Linked DNA regions of Mus musculus: region 1 is linked to region 2. Evidence: chromatin loops called from intact Hi-C (ENCODE). Cell type or tissue: left cerebral cortex. All regions are shown on one strand. Each heading gives the region's core, and the rest is flanking DNA. Links, peaks and the distances in the headings are about the cores only.

What was found. A loop is a pair of places that touch in the nucleus more often than their neighbours do. Peaks named below come from ENCODE experiments on the same cell type or tissue, not always from the same donor. Only the 100,000 strongest peaks of a DNase experiment are listed, where the experiment ranks them.
Region 1: a loop joins it to region 2, with 4 times the contacts of the local background. A loop is called at or near these places in 5 of 42 quality-filtered maps.

What each region holds. Positions count from the first base shown.
Region 1 is chr7:31,072,020-31,083,549 of GRCm38, reverse strand. Fxyd3 (FXYD domain-containing ion transport regulator 3) reads left to right here and starts at 6,853. Exons shown (of 8, transcript NM_008557.2): 1 at 6,853-6,929; 2 at 9,915-9,968; 3 at 11,337-11,369; 4 at 11,452-11,475. The coding sequence starts at 9,929. In left cerebral cortex, for the core only: a CTCF peak has its summit at 5,296 (motif pointing right); DNase peaks (open chromatin) are centred at 5,311, 5,866, 8,647 and 9,330; H3K27ac peaks cover 2,370 bases.
Region 2 is chr7:30,866,565-30,878,094 of GRCm38, reverse strand. Cd22 (CD22 antigen) reads left to right here. Exons shown (of 16, transcript NM_001043317.2): 4 at 1-45; 5 at 252-656; 6 at 1,922-2,242; 7 at 4,676-4,960; 8 at 5,096-5,359; 9 at 7,492-7,749; 10 at 7,976-8,239; 11 at 8,322-8,585; 12 at 10,036-10,132; 13 at 10,238-10,313; 14 at 10,515-10,633; 15 at 10,993-11,077; 16 at 11,433-11,530. The coding sequence starts at 9. Among named protein-coding and RNA genes, the nearest start is that of Cd22, 8.0 kb to the left of the region's middle. In left cerebral cortex, for the core only: a CTCF peak has its summit at 4,814 (motif pointing left); a DNase peak (open chromatin) is centred at 4,822.

The DNA.
Region 1 (11,530 bases), core at 1,644-9,643, 210 kb before region 2:
ACGGGTCCAGAGGTGACAAGGGACTAAATGCGGGACTTGTACATGGCCACACTAAAGCCTCAGCTTTTAGCTGGAAGGCAGTGCCTTTGGGGCAGGCCCGTGGGACCTGACTCAGCAGTACAGGTTTCTTCTGGTAGTAGCTGAGGATAGAGTACTCGGGCTACAGACAGGAGCAGGGTGCCAGGCAAAGGCTGTCGTGCCACCGGGGTTGGGGGTGGGGTAAGACGCTGGGTCTTGGTGACAACCTCTGTTGTTGGTGCTGGAGGCAGGAGCCTGCTTCCAAAACACTCCCCCTCTGACCCAGCTGTCTGGGGGGATGGCACTCAGGGCTAAATGGCACTCTGTTGTCCTCTGTCATCTCACTGCTTAAACAGAAGACCTGGGTCTTCCCCTCCCTTCACAGTGGGACTTGGCCCTAAGTGACAAGTCGCTGAGCCAGTCACAGCTAGCCCCAGAGCCACAGTGACTGGGACAATCCTTTGAAAATGCCAAGATAGTCAACAACAACAGGGTGTGCCTCGCTCTGGCTTGCTCAGAGCTCAGGATTAGCCTCTGAGGTCAGTACAGGAGGCCCGGAGTGACTGAGGGTGCTGAGGTGGGACCCAGGCTGCCAAGAGGCAGCACCAGCCAAGCCTCATGAGCTGCACGCTCAATGTTCCCGCAGCCTCAGGCTCTGGCCACATATGCAAGAGGTTAAGTCAGGACAGGGAGAGTTTGTAGCCAGGGGTCACTGGCTGGGAACTGATCCCTGAGCAGACTATGAGACACAGTGGGAGAGCAGGAGAGAACAAAGGCTTTTATCGAGGGGAAAATCAATACATAAGATATTTAATATAAAGAAGTATATTTAATATATAGATCACACATAAATATGATTTCTTATTCTCGATTAAACTCGTTTTAACTTTTAGGTTATTCTAGTCTTCTTTTAAAATACATTTACATTACTTAGTGTGTTTGTGTGTGTGTGTGTGTGTGTGTGTGTGTGTGTGTGCATGCACACTGTGGAAATCAGAGGGCAACTTGTAGTAGTTACTTCTTTCTTTCCACCATGGGGGGCTGGGGATTGAACTCTGGTCTCCAGGCTTGGCAGCAATCACCCTTTCCCCAGGGAACCACCTCACTGGCCCAGGTTACTCCAGCCTAAATGTCTTTGTTCCCACACAGTGTGTTAAAGATGGGCCTTCTCCTCTCCCTCCCCTTCTTCTTCCTCCTCTACCTCCTCCTCATCTTCCTCCTCTTCCAGAAGACTCTCCTGATGAGGACACTGCCTCTGCAACAGAGAACAGCTGGGGCAGCTGCTGCATGCCCTTGTGCCTACCTAACAGAATGCAGTTAAGACATCCAGGCCACACCACTTTGGAAAGCTTCCCCCCCCCCCACCCCACCCCCACCTTGTTGCTTAAACAGTGCAATGCCATCAAACTGAAGATTCTTGTTTTTATACCCTCCCTTGGGAGACAAGTTACGTTGAAGTTTGCTCTGTAGATCAGGCTAACCTCAAACTCAAGGAGATCCACTAGCCTCTGCCTCCTGAGCGCTGGCAGGGCGGCCCCAGTTTCCTAAATGCTTGCCTTTCTGCACTGTGGTTTTGGGTAATGGCTGGTGTGAGAGGTGTTCATCAGAAACCTAGAATTCTATAATTCACCACGTACTGCTTTTCTCTGCCTACACCTAGCAATGGCCAACCGAAGGCTAAAGAGAGAAATCTCTGGTTCCCTTCCCCACCTCGCTCTCTAACTATCCCCAGCCTATAAGTGGGTGGCAGGCTTTGTTTTTTATTACCAGAGACCCTCTCCCAGGTGCCCCCCTATAAACTCTTTGCTGTAGTTACTGTTCCTCCCTTTGTCTGTCTGTCCTTGTTGCCTTTATGGAAAGATTTGATTGTGTGTGTTTATATATTTGTGTGGGTGTAGAGTACACCTTGAAATCTGTTCTCATCTTTCACCATGTGGAGCCTAGGATTTGAACTCAGGTCATTGGGCTTGGCAGCAAACACCTCTACTCGCGGAACTACCTTGCCTACGCTGTTCGATTTGGGGGTGGGGGGTGGGAAGGGGCATGGTCTCACTATGTAGCACAGGCCTGTCTTGAACTCTCCATCTTTCTGTCTCAGCCTCCCCAGAACTGAGATGATAGCCTATGCAGACCATGTCCAGCCCCAGGCATTTTTGTCAGTTAACTTTCCAAGGCCTTTGGGGGTGGGGAGGAAACCCTTATTATTTCCTTTTTTCCTTTGCACTGTGAGCAGACATGTCCTGTTTTCCAGGGCTCCAGTGACATCCTGTGGGGGTTCTGGCTACACAGACATCCCTGAAGATGTACCTGGGGGGGGGAGGGAGGAAGAGGAAGAGGAGGAGGAGGAGAGAAAGCCGCCTCTCTGGCAGTGGGGGTCTGCAGGCAGCTGCATGGAAGAAAAGGGGGAAGCTTCAGAGAAAGGTGAAGAAACCCAAAGTGCCAGGGAAAGACAGCAGGCTTAGAATTTGTGACGGGTATATGAAAGAAAAAGATTGTAAATAAAGAAAAAGGCATGGTTTTGTTTGGTTGGTTTGTTTTTGTTTTGTTTTGTTTTGTTTTGTTTTGTTTTGTTTCTTGTAACTTAGAAAAACTGTCAGGCTGCAGTGTTCACAATGAACCCTTTCAGGCATCCCTACTGAGGAGGGAGTTCTGTGAAGGATAAGCACATCATCGCCTTAAGGGGATAATTATTCCTCCATCTCCTTAGCAGGGCTTTAGTGAATCCACTTTCGAGGGATGATCCAGCCAGGTGATTGACAGGCCCAGCTGGATTAACTCTTAAGGGAGCTGTCCTAGTTAATTTTAACTGTCAACTCAACTGTAGCCTAAAGTCACTGGAAAGTGGCGTCCCAGTTGAGGAATTGCCTAGATCAGATTGGCCTGTGGGCATGTCTGTGGGGGAATTGTCTTGTTTGTTTAATGATGCAGGAGGGTCCACTGTGGGTGACACCATTCCCTAGGCAGCTGATCCTTGGTTGTATAGGAGAGCTAGCAAAGCCTGAGACTGCGGGCGAGTCAAGCAAGCAGCATTCCTCTGTGGTTTCTGCTTCAAGTTCCTGCTTTGATGTCCCTCAATGCTGGACTGTAAGCTGAAATAACCTGTTTCCTCCCCTAAGTAGCTTTTGGTCAGAGAGACAGAGTAACAGCAGCAAAAGCAAGCTGGAGCCAAGCAGGGATGGCACACACCTTCAGTACCAGCACTCAGGAGGCAGGCAGGAGGATCTCTGAGTTCGATGCCAGCCTGGTCTATAGAGTGAGTTCCAGGACAACCAGAGCTACGAAGTGGGGGTAGGTGGGGTGGGTGAAAGGAAGAAAGAAAGATGTAAGCCAGGGTAGGAGGAGACAATGATGTGTAATGTTCTAATCTTTGGAGCAGATCAGAATGTCATGTCTCTACCCAAGACTACAGGTAGATTCCATTCTTTTGACCAGGAGGACCCAGGCTTGGAATGAGAGCCTATGACCCATCCCCTGTGACCTCTAAGGCCAGTTCACTGATACCTGTAGCTTTGACTCTACTTTCATTGCATTCCTGAAAGTGTTGTGATGCTGAGACCAAACGGGTGGTTGATTTTTTTTCCCCTGTTAAGTTAGAATTCCCACAGTATTGAGAAATCAGAGCCTGTTCCAGGCTACAAAGGTTGCTCTGGGCCAGATGACCTCAAAAAGGCAACAGGAGGTTGTTGAGCAGATGACAGCACTAGGAGCCCTTCCTGCTCTTGCAGAGGACCTGAGTTCTTTCCCATTACCCACGGTGGGCAGGTCACAAAAGCCTGAAACTCCAGCTTCAGGGGATCCAATGCCCTCTTCTGGCTTCTGAGGACACTGTGAGCATGCACGCATGCACGTACGCACGCGCGCAGATAAATAAAAATGAAAAAAAAAACATAAAGGAAAGATACTTCCAATAACCTTGTCATCTATATTAATGTATGTTGTTATAGAATATATTGTACATATAATCACCCCTCTACACCTGTCTGTTCTGTGTGGGAGGAATCCATCAACTGTAACAAGTACTCTGGGGGAAAAATGTGTTCTCTGGAGGATGTCTGACCTTCTGACCTTGCAACATGGTATCTGCTACAAATGTGTAGGGCGGCTCTTGTCTTGTGCAGACAAGAGTCTTGGGCAGACACAACTGCCAGGACAACTCTGTATTGTTGAATACAGAGTAACAACTCTACCTAACATTTCCACTGTACTGAGTGTTACAAGTACTGTGTAGGTGATTTTAAATCCATAGCAGACATGGCTAGGTTCTGGGCAAACACTATAGCATTGCAAATAAAGGACTTGAATAGCCAAGCATTCAAGGCATCCTGGCAATATGTGTAGACACTGAACAATGACTGTACGCTCATTTTAGTTTACTATTTTATTTTATCTAATATTTTAAACAATTGAGATAGGATCTTGCAACATATCCTGGGCTAACCTATGACTTGCTTTGTAGCCCAGGCTGGACTCATACTCAAACTCTTTTGGCTTCAGCCTTCCAAATATTAGGGTTACAGGTATGTACCAGACTGCCCTACCACCTCAACAGTTTCAACCAAACTTTTAAAACATACTTAAAATTTATTTTAAATTGTGTGTCTTTGAGAGGGTATGCTGTATGTGTGTGCAGGTGCACTCAGAGGCCAGAGGCATCGGATCTCTGGGAGCTGGAGTTACAAGCAGTTGTGGCGCTGAGGGTTCCTGGAACACAACTCACGTCCTCTTCAAGAGCAGCTTGCACTCCTAACTGTGGAGCCCTCTCTCCAGCCCCCTCACGTAAGCTTTTTAAGAAACAGCACATTTCTCAGTAGGTAAAATGTCAAAGTACAAGTGGGATTACCGATCTCTCCTCTGTCTTCTTCCATATGGGTGTGACTCTCTGGGGATATTTTATCCCTATACAAGTACATACACACACACACACACACACACACACACACACACACACACACTCCACTCCACACCACACCACACACAGACACTGTCTCTCTGCCACAGTGGTATCACCCCCCTCCACACATACACCTCACACACCTCACTTTGGTCCCTTATCAAGGAGACTGAAGACTGCTTACATCTAACCACAGGGTGCCACTTATCTTAGACAAGATAGTCATTCTCACACTCATCCTGCCTCACAATCTGCTCGCGATTCTCACCTGGTCCCTCTAGCATCTGGGTGCACACCCAGGAGGGATGAAGGACAGAAACCCAAGCTTTCCCACTCCCACCCCACCTAGCTCCTGCTCTCTGATGCATGTAGTTCTATGATGTCCAGCAGAGGGAGACACTCTCCTACTCTTAGGACCACCAAGGGTTTTAGATGTTTTCCCCAGAGGCAGTCGAGCTTCTGGAAGATGTGGCTAGGTACAAAGATGCCCTAAGGGGACCTGGAAGTCTCTTCCCTCCATCCCAGGCCAGACCACTGCCAGGCCTGTCCTTCCTCTGTTTGTATCTCTAGCTGTGCTTCTTGCTTTGGTACTGCCCTGAGGGAGGGCTCCGCTCCTTTATGGGAGGCAGGATGCCTTGTCCTGGCTAGGGCCTGAAGATCAGGAGCTACCAACAGGGAACACAGACTATCATAGTTAAGTGAGCTACATCAGGGAGGGAGGCCTTGGCGAGAAGTGGGGAGTCCTTTTCCTTGCCCCACAGACCCTTGGCCCTAAGTTCCCTTAAACTTTCCTCTCCACACCCACAACAGCAACCTCTCCCAAGCCTGGTGCCTCTGGGTCTCCACCCTACCGCCTTCACCATAGTGTTGGGGGTCGTCTGGAGTCCAGCTGGTGGCCGAATAGAAGCCACCCCTTTCCTGGCCCTGCCCCTCCCGGTGACCCCAATCCTCTGCCAGCCACTCAATGGTGCCTTGTTCTCCATCCAGACCCCGGACAAAAGTTCTTCTGTGTAAGGAGGAAGAATTTTGGGGGAGGGGGCACCTCCAGCAGGGACCATGTGGGAGCCTTACAGACCCCAGGCGGAAGGAGTGCCATTTGGACAGGGGGCAGGGAAGGGTGGGGGCTTGTAGAGTACAGGGAACTCATCTGCAGTAGAGGAAGACAACTTTGACATCCACATCCATGCCCACACCCACTCCGTAGATTGAACGTCCACCCGACATCTCCTCATCTCTGAGAGAAACGTTGAAAGTCAGTTCGGTTTTCAGTCTTCTGGGGCCTGGTCTATGAACCCCAAGAACCAGACCTTCCCCAACTTCTACCCACCACTTGAGTGCCTTCTTCCTATTACAACTTTGGCCTTGTCAGTGTCTTTTATTAACCCCTGCCAACAAAGAATGCAGAATGGAGAGTGGGCTTTAGTTCCCTACAAATGCCAGTGGGTGCATCCCCAAACAAAACAACAACTGGTGGTGCATGCCTTAAATCCCAGCCTGCGAGACAGAGATGGGTGACTCTCAACAAGATCAAGTCCAGCCTGGTCTGTAGTGTGAGTTCCCAGGCCAGCCAGAGCTACATAGTGAGAGCTTGTCTCAAACAAATAAAGAAAAAGCCCCACCCCCACTACAACCTAAATCAGAAACAGATTACATGTATGTTCCACGTTCTCCCACATCGTTCCAGGATGATGGGCGTCTGTCATTAAGGACCCCAGAATCTTCCCCGTTCCCAGTCTCCTTTGATGTTTGGGAGATCAGACACACCCTCTTCCCTCCAATCCTCAGCCCACCCTGGTCCCCTTCCACTTTACCTGAGGCTACTATAGTTAAAGAATGAGTAGAACTGTCTCTTTAAGGGAGGAATGGAGTGGGGGCGTCCCTCGCCTCAGGGAGACCTGACTTGTGCCTGCCTGCCCAGGTTTGCTCAGGGCGTGGCAGTGTGGATAAAGGCTGTCCCGGCTTGGCAAGTCCATACTCTGCTTTCTCCCGGAACCACCTCTCAGCCTGTTGAGCTACTCAGGTGAGTGGCCTTGGGGGCCCCTTCCTCCCTGAGCCTCTGCTCCCCCACTCTCTCTAACTCTCCTCTAACTGCACCTATTACATAGAAACTGGGGTTAAAGACCCCTAAAACTTTCCTGCTTAAAGATTCTTTTATGGGGACAGGAGACTACCCGCCTCTGTCAGCTGATTGTCCCAGATGGCTCACCTCTGTGGGACTGGATTATACAACTGGGGGGACTCACCTGATATTCATAGACGGATTGGGGAAGCCTGGGGGAGGTCTGAGAAGATGAGAAGTCTGGGTTTACCTGAGGTATCTGAGGTGTCAGGGTGTACAGGAAGTGACTACATCGTAATATCGTGATTGAGGGTTTCTCAGTGGATGAGAGTAGAGGGGTGTCTAGGGGTAACTAAGTAGATGAAGAGTAATTTAAGTGCCCTGGGGGGAGGAAGCAGATGGAGGTGTGTGTCTGAGCGGCCAGGTATTATTAGGGCACAAGGAAGATAGATGAACACCAGGAGAGAGAAGTCTGATCCAGGGAAGCTGTAAAGCGGGACTTGGTTAGGAGATGGGGACTCAGATGACAAGGGTGTATGCATCCTACCCTGCAGATATGACCATCCACCGTCCTGGAGTAGGGGAAAACACGGAAGCTGCCCTCTGACTAGCACAGGCAGGAAGCAGATGAGGGGTGCTTAGTGTCCCAGCAAGGCTGGTTCTCTCTGTGCTGGCTCCCACTCTGGTTCACTCAGAGATTGTGGTCCTTTGGGGTCTTGGAAGAGTCTGGAGAGAGAAGTGTAAGAGGTGAGATTCAGCAGCCATATTGATAGAGCACACAGCGTTAGGATGAATTCCCATGTGATGGCTGTGTGGGATAAGAACAGTGTCAGCTTCATCAAGCTGAAAAGACAGTATGAGGGAGTCAGGCTGGAACTGAGAAAAATGGCCGCATAGGCTGGGCACTCAGCTGCAACCCATGCATGTGTGACAGAGTATCAGGGGGCAGCCTTAGACCACAAGCATCCATAGCTGAGACCCCTAACCACTACTGGAGCTCCCCAAAGCTTGCTGGGGCCCTAGACATCTGAGAAATAGTCCCCAAATCAACTACAAGAAATATATGTCTAATCTAAACAAATGGGTCCAGGGTATGTGTGTGCATGGTATGTGTGTGTGTGTGTGTGTGTGTGTGTGTGTGTGTGTGTGTGTGAGTGATAAGTGTTAATTAAGTCCAGGGCCTGAAGAGCAGGCTAAGCAAGCCTCCATTGCTAGCCCCTCTCTGAGGGATTCTAAGCAGTGGCTCTACCACTGAGCCACGCCCCCAGCCTCTCACAGGGGGATTCTAGGCAGGGGCTCTACCACTGAGCCACGCCCCCAGCCTCTCATAGGGGGATTCTAAGCAGGTACTCTACCACTGAGCCACACCTCCAGCCCTTCACTGGGGGATTCTAGGCAGGGGCTCTACCACTGAGCTGTATCTTATATCCTTTTTTTTAAAAAAAAAAAAAAACTTTTTATTTTGTGACAATATCTCACTAAATTGTTCAGTCTGTCCTTGCACTTAGTCGTATCCCAGGCTGGCTTGGAAGTAGAATTTCTCCTGCCTCGGCTTCCCTAGTTACTTGAATGGCAAACCTGTAGCATTGATTTAGATTACTAAAGAAGCTGAAGGATTTCTCGGCCTCTGGGATTGGTCCCAGAGAAATGGCAACGTCTGTGTGAGCATGTGGGACTCCCCTGCACCATCGGTGACTGGTGGCTCCATTCCCAAGTATGTGCTTTGGTGTGAATGAAAAAAGGTTAGTTCTGAAGGGTGACATTGGGGCTGCTGGGGATTAAAGAGAGGAGTCACTGTAAAGTCACTGGACAGTGTCCAGCAGGTGGGGAGCCGGGATGAGTGTTTGTGTGTGTGTGTGTGTGTGTGTGTGTGTGTGTGTGTATGTGTGTGTACACGTGCTTACGAGCTCAGGACAGTTGAGCAGGGCAAGCAGGGGAGGTTCACAGGCAGCAGGACTTTTATTACAGGCCTCCAGGGTGATAGAAAGACAGATGGTCACAGCCAGGGCTGTATGGAAAGGGCTCTGTGCTAAGCCTCACTGGAGAACCTGTAGTGTTTGCTGTCAAGAGGGCTGGGGGGAGGAGTAAGCAGGGGCTGAGCAGAGTGAGGGCTAGGGTAGGGGGCAATAACTGGAGTAGAGTTGGGACTGCAGAGAACGCTCAGTGGGGTCTCAAGGGACAGACCCAGGGGTGGGGCAGAAGACAGAGGTCCCTCTGGACATATCCCACCAGCTTGACATTATTTCCCTCATACACGCACCCAGCAGCCCAGGGGGTCAGCTCAGGCCTCAGCTAGAAGCCTGCAGTGTGTGGGCAGAGCCTGGCAGGCTCCAAGCTGTCTGTGCGAGCCACTCCCAGAACCCGGGCCTCCTGCCACCTGGCTCCTGGCACCCTCTTCCCCAAAACACCCCGGGGCCCTCACAGTTCTGAGTTATGAACAGCTAGTTGGGAAAGAGGCATTGTTTAAATTCTGCTTTCTGGATCAAGTCATCCAGGGCATCAACTTTCTTGTATCAGAGCCTCAGTTTTCCCATCTGTAAGATGGGGCTAACAAGCTGGATTTGATGGTGCACACCTATAATCCTAGCCCTTGGAGACCTGAGGCAGGGGGTGGCAAATTCAAGGCCATCTTAGACATAGCAAAACACTGTTCTACCTCCTCTCTCAAGGAAAAAAATCCATTCACAGTAAAACCTAATATCACTGCCAGGAAAATGGCCTCTTTGCACATAGGACCTGTTCCTTCATGGAACCTGAATGCTCACCCAGCCCCCACTTGACTTTGGGGCTTCTTATCTTCCTGCCCAGTGAGCTTCAGGTTCACTGCCAGTCTTCCTGTGTGTACCCTGGGCTGTGTTCCTGGTGAGCAACAGGTGAGACAGAGGTACAAAGCCTTACATCCTGGTCACCCTGCTGAGGTTAGGCCTGTTTTCTGGACTCCTCTAGGTCAAGGCTTTGACATGCAAGAGGTTGTTCTGAGCCTGTTGGTCCTTCTAGCAGGTGAGTATCTGGCCCCCAAACTGCCTTTTCTCAGAGCCTCTCAACGGGCAGACTCTCTCTCCCCCCCCCCCTCTCTCTCTCCCTCCCTGCTTTCTCTCTTCATCCACTGGGGAAATGCCATTTAATCATCAGTGACAACAAGCAAAAGGCTCAGTCCAGTACTGTTGTGCTGTGTGTCACACCCTCCCTACACTGCCATCCCACAAGCAACCAGGAGGCTAGCAGTGATGGAGCAGGTAACCTGAGTACCCTGTGCCTCAGTTTCTCCATCTGTGAAAACACAGAGAAGAATGTCACTTAGTCATAGGGGCTTTGTGAGCCCTAAATGAGTTAATGTTTGACCAGGGCCTGGGTGGAGCAGGCTCCAAGCGTGTGTGCCTAAGAATTAAGCATTGTTTTTCTCCCATTAGCAGAACTCAGGCCCGGAATGAAGCCAGATGAGCTTTCAGCCAGAATTGAGTTCTTCCTCCTTGCTATTGGCATGCTTTTCTCCTTCCTCACCTGCTCTGCCTCTTCTTTGCATGTGTATGACTGTGTGTGTTCATGTGTGTGCATGCATGTGCGTGTTTATTCATGTGGCAGCCAAGGACACCTTTGGGTGTCATACCTGAGGAGCAAGCCACCTTTAAAAAAAATTACTTATGGATATGATGGTTTTGCTTACTTGTCTGTGCTTGGTAACTGTGGAAGCCAGAAGGGGGCATCAGAACCCATGCAACTGGAGTTAGAGATGGTTGTGAACCATTTTGTGGGTGCTGCAGACTGAACCTGGCTCCTCTGCAAGAGCAGTCATTGCTCTTAACCACTCAGCCACCTCTCTCCGGCAGCCCCCACCCTTTTAGATCACTTTTTACTTTACTATTCTTTGGGCACAAGTAGTCTTCTGTTTGGGAAAGGGACGTGGGACTGCTCTCAAGTTGCTGACTGTGAGTCATTTCAAAGGGGAAAGGTCAGAAGACCCGATAACTGTGGGCTGTAGCCATGCTGGGGCCAGCAAGGCGGTTTGTAAGCAGTGCTGGTGTGAAAGAAACAGTCCTGGGAACAGGAGCCATCTGCTCTCTTGAAAAGCAGGCTTCTCCAGCAGGAGGCGTGGCCCGGCCCCGCCCGGAGGCTGGAAACAATGTTTCTGGTGGCAAGTCTCAGGGTCGGGGTGGGTGGGCGAGCCCATAACTCCAGGAAGGTGCAAGCCTGTATCTCCAGGAAGGTCCACCTCCAGATGGAACCAGGCAGAGGTTAAATCCTTTGCACTGTGAGGTGGGGCTGTTCTCCCATGGAACATTGCTCATAGGCAAGGAACCTCCATGGATCCGGCTGAGGGCTCTGCTAAGGCCACCTTAGTCGTAACCTGTTCTTTCTTGTCCCCTGCAGGCCTGCCTACTTTGGATGCCAATGACCCTGAAAGTGAGTCGAAGCCCACCCCCCACCTCACTTTCCCAAGACCCCTACTGTCTTAGATTCATGTGTGTGTCCTTTCTCTTTGCAGATAAAAATGATCCTTTCTACTATGGTAAGAACTGAGTCCTCTCTTCCATTCTTCCTGTCCTGCTCAGTATTTTATGCAT
Region 2 (11,530 bases), core at 1,257-9,256:
GAGACACCATGCGCGTCCATTACCTGTGGCTCCTCTTGATCCTAGGTAAGTGCTGAGGCCCAGGCTGGTAGCTGGGTCTGGAGATATCAGTGGATAATGCAGAGAGGGGATGGACCTGGGGCATTGGAGGGGAACCGCAGAGATTCTGTGCTCCTGCTCCACCGTGTGTCTCCCCAGTGTCTCCCTCTCCTACTTCCAGTGGAAGTTCTCACCCCTCAGTAACAACTTCTGACCAGAGTTGTGGCCTTTAGGACACGTGGCTTCGGCTCGGTACAGCTCAGCAAATGATTGGACCGTTGACCATCCCCAAACCCTCTTTGCCTGGGAGGGAGCCTGCATCAGGATTCCTTGCAAGTACAAAACTCCACTACCCAAGGCACGTCTGGACAACATCCTCCTTTTTCAGAACTATGAGTTTGACAAGGCCACCAAGAAATTCACAGGAACTGTCCTGTACAACGCCACAAAGACTGAGAAGGACCCAGAGTCTGAGCTGTACCTTTCTAAGCAAGGGAGAGTAACATTTCTGGGGAACAGAATAGACAATTGTACCCTGAAAATCCACCCGATACGTGCCAATGACAGTGGGAATCTGGGGTTGAGGATGACCGCAGGGACTGAACGATGGATGGAGCCCATTCACCTCAATGTCTCGGGTAAGGCATGGGGAGACAGCCAACTGTTCTAGCGGCAGCAAAGAGGGACCTGCTCAAACCCTGGAGCAAACAGCCAAGGTGCCTATTTAACATATTAAAGAGGGCCTGGCACCAGATTCTCCCAGCATCCCTCAGTCCCTACCTATTACAAAGAATGGCTGGCTCCTGGCCCCCACTCTCTAGCCCATCTCCCCAGCCCAAGAGCCGGGCTGCCCCTCCCCCAGGCTCTTCCCTATATAATCCAGCCATCTGGGTAGCCCACCCTCTTTTACCTCTAGCCCATTTCCTTGGCTGCTGTACCTGGTTCCCCTCTCCCACCCTTCCTCACCTGGCTCGGGGTCATATCCACTCTGGACTCTCCCAGATGTGCCTGCCTCTGGCTATGTTCTCCCTTTTATCTACAATATAATTTCTCTTCCACCACACCTAGGAGCAATCATGTTCTTTCCTTTTTATTTCTCCTTTTCATTTGCTCACCAAATAGGAAGCTTTGATGCACACACACACACACACACTCACTCACTCACATAACTCTCTCACACACACACAGCCAACTGCAGCATGAGCAATTGTCCTACCTCAGGCTTTCTCTCCTCAGCTTGTGTCTGTTCTGGAATCCGTTGTCGAGGCTCTCAGGTTTTCTGAAGCTTTCCAAAGCAGAGAGAGGTCTGGATTTTCAAATCTCTCAGTGTGTTAATGACCAAATTCTTTTAGGCTAGAGGAGAGCACAGGGCTCAGACATGACCTCTAACAACAGCCAGGGGCCTCTGCCCTAGACAGTATCATCACTCCACACTAGAGCTGTCCATGCTGCGTCTCTTGGTGTCACATCATCTGTCAGATGGTCTGGCATGGTGGAGATTTGAGCCCAGGGCCTCAGGATCACCCCACTAAAGGAATGTTGTGCTTGGCTGACTCTAAGTCTGAGTCTGACAAACAAACACGTGCCACCAATGATACATGGAGAATTAAACCAATCAATCAATCAATCAATCAATCAAATCAAATCAAATCACCCTGGGTGATCCTGAGGCCATTAGGAACATAATGGAAGGAGAAAGTGAGAAACAAAGTCAATGTTAAACACAATTTCCCAGCAGGCTTGTGTTCCCAAGGCCTTCCAGAGTAGTCGAACTGACTAAAGAAAGGCTAGCCTTGAAGGGCTTCTTCTGGGGTCACATGGGAGAGGAGGCCTGAAGTCAGGGGTGGACAGCCAGTCTGTGTCCCATCTCCAGCAAGCAGGCCTCTCTCTTCTTTCCCCTTAGAGAAACCGTTCCAACCTTACATCCAGATGCCATCAGAAATCCGGGAATCCCAAAGTGTCACTCTGACCTGTGGACTGAATTTCTCCTGCTTTGGGTATGACATCCTCTTGAAGTGGTTCCTAGAAGATTCTGAGATCACCTCCATCACCTCTTCTGTCACCTCCATCACCTCTTCTGTCACCTCCTCCATTAAGAATGTCTATACAGAGAGCAAGCTCACCTTCCAACCAAAGTGGACGGACCACGGAAAGAGTGTGAAGTGCCAAGTCCAGCACTCCTCCAAAGTGCTCTCAGAGCGCACTGTGCGTCTGGATGTTAAGTGTGAGTCTCCGGGTGGGAAGGATGCTACCTGTCACCTTCTTCCTAAATCCTGTTGCGTTGTACCCAGGGTGGGAAGAGCCTGTGTCCGCTGAAGGTTTAGCTGTCAGTCACCTGTTTCTGCGGTGGCACAACTGTCTCTTCTGTTAGTCCTGTGTCTCAAGACACAGGTTCATTTTAGCCTCTGCCTTGGCCTGAACAATAAGGCAACCCAGTTAAGTGTGGTAATGCAGGCCTGGAATCGGGCACTGGGCAGGGGAGTAAAACACTGTGGTCTCAAAAACCAAGGGCTAGAGATGTAGCTCAGTGGTATGGTGCTTGCTTAGCACTTGTGAGACCCAGGACTAACCTCCAGCATCAATCAATCCATCCATCCATCAGTCAGTCAATCAATCAATTCTGAAGCCACATCATGCTTTGAGGATCATCTCCTTAGAGTTCATTGTTCTCCATACATGTAAGTTTTCACATCATTATTTTATGCTTCATTCACCCATTCATTCACCCACTGAATGAATATTTACTGTGGGGCCTGGCATGGTGCTACATACATTTAAACCCAGCATGCATGAGGCAGAAGTAGGTGGAGTTCTGTGAGTTTGAGGTTAGCCTGGTCTACATAGTGAGTTCTAAGCCAATCAGACCCTACCTTAAAACAAACACCCAAGCTTGTGAATTGATTGGGTGCCAGTCTTGTCTTGAATGCCAGCTTAGGCTGAGCACACAGGTTCTGCCTGTGTGGATTAACAGTTGAAATGGAATAGACACATAAGAAACATAGAACAGAATTGCCAGGAGGAGATATGTATATTAATAGAAAAAGAGGTCTGGGTAGATAACTCTGAATTTGTCTAGCCAATCTAATAAACCCCCTTTGAATTATTTTTTTTAAAGCTTAGTACTATGTGATATACTGATTATTCAATTTTAAAAGACTTTTAATTTTTTATTTGTATGTGTGTGAGTGTTCTGCCTGAATGTATGCCAGTGCACGGATCACAAGAATGGTGTTTGTGGAGCCCAGAAGAGGGTGTTGGATGCCCTGGAACTGGAGTTACAGACAGTCGTGAGCCTCCCTGTAGATGCTGGAAACCCTAGTCCTCTGGAAGAGCAACCAGTGCTCTTAACTGCCGAGCCATCTCTCCAGCCCCATAATATATTTTTTTAAGTACTTAGGAAAGATAGTTCAATGGTTTAGAGCACTTACTGCTCTTGCAGAGGACCTGAATTCAATTCATAGCATCCACACCAGGCAGCTGACAACCACCAAGAGCTGTCTCTCCATGGGATCTGAGGCCGTCCCTCTGACACAGATACACACAAAGAAAAGAAAACAAACTTTTTTTTTAAATGTATTTGCCTTACAAGAATGAGGACTTGAGTTTGAACCCCAGAGCTCACATTCTTTTTTTTTTTTTTTTTTTTGGTTTTTCAAGACAGGGTTTCTCTGTATAGCCCTGGCTGTCCTGGAACTCACTCTGTAGACCAGGCTGGCCTCGAACTCAGAAATCTGCCTGCCTCTGCCTCCTGAGTGCTGGGATAAAAGGCGTGCGCCACCACACCCGGCTCAGAGCTCACATTTTAAGCGTTGAATGTAAGCAGCGTGTGGTGTAATCCTAGCACTTGGGAGGCAGAGGCAGGTGGATCTGAGTTCGAGGCCAGCCTGGTCTACAGTGTGAGTTCCAGAAACCCCCGTCTGGAAGAACAAAAAGCCAACAAAACAAAACAAAACAAGTTGGGTATGGTGGCCTTTGCTTGTTGTCTCAGCCGTGGGGAGGCAGATCCGGGTGGATCCTTGGGCTGGTCTAATAGAGCTCCAGATCAGCGAGAGACCTGGTCTCAAAAAATGTAAAAACAAGATGGATGGTTTCTGAAGCACAACACCCATGGCTGTCCTCTGACCATAGTCACCTGCGCACTCGCGGGCGCGCACAAATACCTCAAAAACCGGTCAAAAGGAGGCGGGTGATTAGAAGGATAGAGACTCATGTGAGGAAGGTGCAGACCTCAGCTGACATGATAGAGAACAGGCAAAGAAGTTCCCATGGAGAGAAAGAAATAAGCACAAAGGTCCTGAGGGGGAGCATCGTGTACCCACGGCAGTGGCCGAGGACCGGAGAGGAGTGTGGGTCAAGCCTGAGCCTTTTCAGCTAAGCAGGGAAAGAAGTAGAGAGGGCTGGTCCCCTGGGCTGTACAAGCCCAGTGGATAGACAGCTTCAGTGCCAGTCTTTGACGATGCTAGGGATACTCGGGGTGCCGGCAGAGACAACAAGGGTAGGGGACAGGAGAAATGAGAGTAGGCAGACAAGTGAGGAGCTGGGGCAGTCACCTGGGTGGACATAGGAACCACAGATGTGCGTGCTACTGCTGTCGGAATAACAGTGCAGCCACCGAGCATTCCCTGTGCTCTCCGCAACTGCTTCTCGTTTCCCGCAGATACCCCGAAGCTGGAGATCAAGGTCAATCCCACAGAGGTGGAAAAGAACAATTCTGTGACCATGACATGCCGGGTTAACAGCAGCAACCCGAAACTCAGGACCGTGGCGGTGTCTTGGTTCAAGGATGGGCGCCCCCTAGAGGATCAGGAACTGGAACAGGAACAACAGATGTCCAAGCTAATTCTGCATTCAGTGACCAAGGACATGAGAGGGAAATACCGGTGCCAGGCTTCCAACGACATAGGCCCAGGAGAGTCGGAAGAAGTGGAACTCACGGTGCACTGTGAGTTTCCTTGAAGCTGGTGAGGGAGGTGCGGAGTTAGCAGGATCCTCAAGGGATGATACCAGAGGTTCAGGTGGCTGCCTGCCCACATTAGCAGGCTCTGCTCACCTGTCCTGTGGCCATACATTCTTTCAGATGCTCCAGAACCCTCCAGGGTTCACATCTACCCTTCCCCCGCTGAAGAGGGACAGTCAGTAGAGCTGATTTGTGAGTCACTGGCCAGTCCAAGTGCAACAAACTACACCTGGTATCACAACAGGAAACCTATACCTGGAGACACCCAAGAGAAGCTCCGCATCCCTAAAGTCTCCCCGTGGCATGCTGGGAATTACTCTTGCTTGGCAGAGAACCGTCTGGGTCATGGAAAGATAGACCAGGAAGCTAAGCTGGATGTCCATTGTGAGCGGCCAACTGACTTCTGGGTTTTGGAGGAAAGAGGGAAATAAGGAAGGCAAATAGGGAGGGTGTAGGGGTGAGGGGTTGTGGGAGTGAGGGGGTGTAGTGGGTGTTGAGTGTGTTGGGGTGTGGAGGTATAGGGAGTGATGGGTGTGGAGGTGAAGGGGTGTACTGGGTGTAGGATGAGGGGGTGGGAGGGAGTTTGGAAGACAAGCCACCAGGCACCTGGAGCTTCACAGCTGCATTCTAGACAGTGACCAAGAGCCTCAGCTTATGGCACTTACTTAGTAGATGTTTGTTGAATGAATGAATGAATGAATGAATGAATGAATGAATCTCACCAGCCTGGTGGCCCAGATCTGTCATCCCAGCTACTGGGGAAGCTGAAAAATCACAAACGTGAGGCCTGCCTGGGCAGCAGAGTAAATTCAAGTTCAGCCTAGGCAACTTAGTAAGACTGGCTCAAAAGTAGAAAGAGGACCAGAGATGTAGCTCAATAATAGAATACAACCTACAATATACCAGTAAGGTACTCAGCAACCAAACACTAGTCTGGAATCCCCCAGTGAGGGATCTGGGGGCATGGCTCAGTGATAGAGCCCCTGCCTAGAATCTCCCAGTGAGGGGCTGGGGGCATGGCTCAGCGGTAGAGCCCCTGCCTAGAATCCCCCAGTGAGGAGCTAGGGGCGTGGCTCAGTGGTAGAGCCCCTGCCTAGAATCCCCCCAGTGAGGGGCTGGGGGCATGGCTCAGTGGTAGAGCCCCTGCCTAGAATCCCCCAGTGAGGGGCTGGGGGCGTGGCTCAGTGGTAGAGCCCCTGTCTAGAATCCCCCAGTGAGGGGCTGGGGCCGTGGCTCAGTGGTAGAGCCCCTGCCCAGAATCCCCCAGTGAGGGGCTGGGGCCGTGGCTCAGTGGTAGAGCCCCTGATTAAAATCCCCTATAGAGAAGTTGGGGGTTTGGCTCCCTTGGTAGAATACTTAGCACACATACAGCTCTGGATTCATCCAGCCCCGCATAAAAGAAACAAATGTAGTGGCACATACCCGAAATCTCAGCACTTAAGACACAAGGCAGGAGGATCATAAATTCAAGGTCACCTTGGCTCTATAGCAAGTTTGAGGCCTGCCTGGGCGATGTGAGGCATGGAGATCTAACATTCGTAGGCAACGGGTGAGGCCCTGAAGAAGTCCTGATAGATCTGAGAGCCAGAGGGACCATCTCACCATTCTGCCCCACTGTTTGGCATTCCTCGGCACTGCACAGCTTGCCTTGGAGATGCTTCCAGGATAGTGTTTGTTGGGTACCTAGTGGCTTGGATACAGACAGGGCTACCCATACTCTGAACATCTGAACAGCAGTAGTATCACACCACTGGCTGCTCTAAGGATATCCTTTGGGAAGATTCTAGAAGGCTAGGTGCCCAACTTGATAGGGGTCTACAGGCCACCATCACACAGCTTTAAACAGCATGGGCTCTGCTTCACAGGTGCAAGAGGGGACAGGAGAGGGGACAGGAGAGGATGCATTCAGGGACAATGTGAAAAGGTTCTGTGAAAACCAGCCTTGCAACTGGCCCAGGGTGGTGCAAGTCGGCCTTTTCGCTTATTCAGGGGCTATTCAAGTTCAAGGCTGACCTGTGCAAATTAAGAAGACTGTGACTCAAAAATAAAAGGTTAAAAAAGAAAAATAGGGAGCCGGGTGTGGTGGCACACACCTTTAATCCCAGCACTCGGGAGGCAGAGGCAGGTGGATTTCTGAGTTCGAGGCCAGCCTGGTCTACAAAGTGAGTTCCAGGACAGCCAGGGCTACACAGAGAAACCCTATCTTGGAAAAAAAAAAAGAAAAAGAAAAAAAGAAAGAAAGAAAGAAAGAGAGAGAGAGAGAGAGAGAGAGAGAGAGAGAGAGAGAAAGAAAGAAAGAAAGAAAGAAAGAAAGAAAGAAAGAAAGAAAGAAAGAAAGAAAGAAAGAAAGAAAGAGAAATAGGTTAGGGCTAGTGATATAGTTCATTCAGTGGTAGAACTCTTGCCTAGCCCATGTAAGACCTCACGTGTGGTGTCTGGTGCTTGCAAAGGGAAAGAAAAGAAATCATTCTTTGCTTGCCTCTCCATCTTTGCTTGCCTCTCCATTCTACCCTAAGATGCTCCCAAGGCGGTGACCACAGTGATTCAGAGCTTCACACCAATCCTGGAAGGAGACAGTGTGACCCTGGTCTGTAGGTACAACTCCAGCAATCCAGACGTCACCTCCTACAGATGGAACCCTCAAGGTTCTGGGAGTGTGCTCAAACCCGGAGTGCTGAGGATTCAGAAAGTGACATGGGATTCCATGCCTGTCAGCTGTGCTGCCTGCAACCACAAGTGTTCGTGGGCCCTCCCTGTCATCCTGAATGTCCACTGTGAGTGATATGGGGTGCCCAGGAGGAGGTCACATTGAGATCTGTGGGTGGGAGAGTGAGGGGAGGGGATGGGGACTCGGGCCACAGGCCAAAAGAGAGGGTTGAGGGAGGACGCACAGGGCTCAGCGCCAAGGAGACAGGGTGTCCTAATCAAGGGGACAGGAAACTTTGGGGACATCAAGAAGGGAAGAAAACCAAAACATCACCTGAGGCTGTGGCCCTGCAGACGCCCCCAGAGACGTGAAGGTACTGAAGGTAAGCCCCGCATCAGAGATCCGCGCTGGGCAGCGTGTCCTCCTCCAATGCGACTTCGCAGAGAGCAACCCGGCAGAGGTCCGCTTCTTCTGGAAGAAGAATGGGAGTCTCGTGCAGGAAGGGAGGTACCTGAGCTTCGGCTCCGTCTCCCCAGAAGATTCTGGAAATTATAACTGCATGGTCAACAACTCCATCGGAGAGACCTTGTCACAGGCCTGGAACCTCCAAGTGCTGTGTGAGTGGCTGGAGCTGGGGCCTAAATGAGAAGATGATGAGGTGACCCGCTGCCCCGGCCTGACTCGGGGTCTCCTTTACAGATGCTCCTCGGAGGCTGCGTGTGTCCATCAGCCCTGGGGACCATGTGATGGAGGGGAAGAAGGCCACCTTGTCCTGTGAGAGTGATGCCAATCCGCCCATCTCACAGTACACCTGGTTTGACTCCAGTGGCCAAGACCTCCACTCCTCAGGCCAGAAACTGAGACTGGAACCCCTGGAGGTCCAACACACGGGTTCCTACCGCTGCAAAGGGACCAATGGGATAGGCACAGGAGAGTCACCACCCAGCACCCTCACTGTCTACTGTAAGTTCCCCTTGCTGTCTTCCCTTGGTCCCTGTCCTGTCCTGGGAGCTGCAGTCCCTTCCCTCTTCCTTCTCCTGTGTCTAGCTCAGACATACCCTGTGACCTGAGTGGAAAGTCCCCTGCTCTTCCGGCCTGCCTTCCTCCTTTCTTCTACATGCCAATCTCGCCCTTGATGGATAAGACACTTAGTTCTTTTATTTTTTTTTTAATTTTTGTTTTGTTTTGTTTTGTTTTGTTTTTGCTTTTCAAGGAAGGGTTTCCCTGTGAAGTCATAGCTGTCCCAGAACTTGCTCTATAGACCAGGCTGGCCATGAACTCACAGAGATCTACCTGCCTCTGCCTCTGCCTCTGCCTCTGCCTCTGCCTCTGCCTCTGCCTCTGCCTCTGCCTCTGCCTCTGCCTCTGCCTCTGCCTCTGCCTCTGCCTCTGCCTCTGCCTCCCAAGTTCTGTGACTAAAGGTGTTGGCCACCACCACCCAGCTAAGATCCTTATTTCTTATCTTTTGATATTTTAGTGTTTTAAACAAGATAATACTAGCATATAGTTTTTTTAAAAAATCTTTTCAAGCACAAAAAGGAAGCTGAACAGGGCCTTGAGAGGTTGGAGTGGCGATGCCATGTGAAGGCCAGTGCCAGCCTGGGCTATGTAGAAAAACAAAACAAAAGAACCTCATCTCCTGGGCTGGAGAGATGACTCAGCAGGTAAGAGCATTGACTGCTCTTCCAGAGGTTCTGAGTTCAATTCCCAGCAACCACATGGGGGCTCACAACCATCTGTATGGGATCTGATGCCTTCTTCTGGTGTGTCTGAAGACAGCTTCAGTGTACTTACATATAATAAATAAATCTTTTAAAAAAAATCTCCCTTTCCTACAAAACCCACCCACACTTTTTTGTTTGAGATAAGAGTCTTGCTATGCAGCCCAGGTTGGCCTTGAACTCCAGGCTCAGCCTCCTGAGTGTGGGGATTACAGATAGGAGTAACCATGCCCAGTTTGTGCTGGCCTCTTTCAAATGACTGTAGCCCATCCCATCTCCCTAGCACCCTCTTCAAGGCAGAGACGAACTGAAACCCTTGCTGTGGACACACCTGCAAGGACAAGCCAGGGACCAGGCTTGTGTTGGAGCAGAGTCTGTCTGGGTGCACTTTAAGTTTTGACTGTCTGATCAAACTGTTCTCAGGGTTGCAGGGCAGCAACCAACTCAAGGGTCACAGGCTTTCTGTGAGAGCTGACTATGGAGTAGCTCTTGCTAGAGGCAAAGATTTGTCTCTTCTCTGCTATCAGGGGTGGAAAGACAGGGACTTCTTCTCCATCCTCTTCTCTATCCATCTCCCATATGAGGAGGAGATCTGCAGGCAAGAAGGACCAGGCTTCGTGAAAGGATAAGGACAGAATGCTCTCTCTCTGCCTTCACAAGGCAGAGTGGGCCTGTTTACCTTTCTTCACCAGACAGTCCAGAGACCATCGGCAAGCGGGTCGCCTTGGGACTAGGCTTCTGCCTGACTATCTGCATCCTGGCCATCTGGGGGATGAAAATCCAGAAAAAGTGAGCCCTGTCTGTCTGCTGCCCCTCCTCTTCCTGTCCCCTCCCCACAGCCCGCAGCCTGCCAGGATCATCCCCACCTGCCCTCACAAACCCCTTGATCCTTAGATGGAAGCAAAACCGCAGCCAGCAGGGGCTTCAGGAAAATTCCAGTGGCCAGAGCTTTTTTGTGAGGAACAAAAAGGTAAGACGAGAGGAAGATGAGATCCAGGGTAGCCCTTGGAGACAACAGATGAGAAAAGGGCTTGAGGGCACACGGGCATCTGCAGTCTCAGTGCTGGAGAAGCACTGAGAAAAAGCCTCCAGGGAATTGTTGGGGTCAAAGGCCAGGGGCAAGGCATGGGGTCAGAGAAGAGAGCCATAGCTTCCACTTTGCATCTTCCAGGCTAGGAGGACCCCTCTCTCAGAAGGCCCCCAATCCCAGGGATGCTACAATCCGGCAATGGATGACACCGTTAGTTATGCCATCTTGCGCTTTCCAGAGAGTGACACGCACAACACTGGGTAAGGAGGGTACTGGAGTTTGGTAGCTGTAATTCCCAAGGGGTGTGGGAGGAAAACAGTGTGTCCTAGTCTGCCCTCTTTGTGCCGGACCTGTACAAGGCTTCACCATACACGTACACTCATTCCCTTATTCTTGCTGCATGACAAGGTAACAGGCCTCAGAAGGGACGTGTGTCTTTAGTTCAGAAGCTGGTGTCCAGAGCCAGGCTGCACGGCAGGTTGACAGTGTTGTGATACATTCACACAGCCATTTTCATTAGCTGCTGCTCTGGTGCTGTGCACAGAGAAGTCCTCCCCTAAGGGGCTGGGGTCGAAGCGCTGCTGGGAAAGCTCATGTGTAGCCATCTCCTTTCTCTCAGAGATGCAGGGACCCCAGCAACACAGGCTCCTCCTCCAAACAACAGCGACTCGGTCACTTACTCGGTGATACAGAAGCGGCCTATGGTAAGAGGGCAGAGCTATGGAAGGCTGGGGTCTCAACTGAGAGCTGGTCATGGGACACACAGACAGTGAAGTTGGGAATGGTGGCAGACTTAAGTCTATTTTCTATTGCTATAATTGAATATGCAAGACCCGGTAGTTTATAATGGAAAGAAGCTTATTTCACAGCTGGGGCATATGCCATAGAGAACTCAACTCCCTAAAACAGTCTCTGCCTTGATTATCTATTAACCCATCAATATAGTCACCTCCCACAGACCCCACATTTTGGACATTGGGGACCCAGTGGGAGAAGGCTTGAGAGGGAATGGAGGAAGGCTGGTCACCCCGGCCTGCCTCACCTTCATGTGCTTTGCAGGGGGATTATGAGAATGTGAATCCGAGCTGCCCGGAGGATGAGAGCATCCATTACTCAGAGCTGGTTCAGTTTGGGGCTGGTAAGCGGCCCCAGGCAAA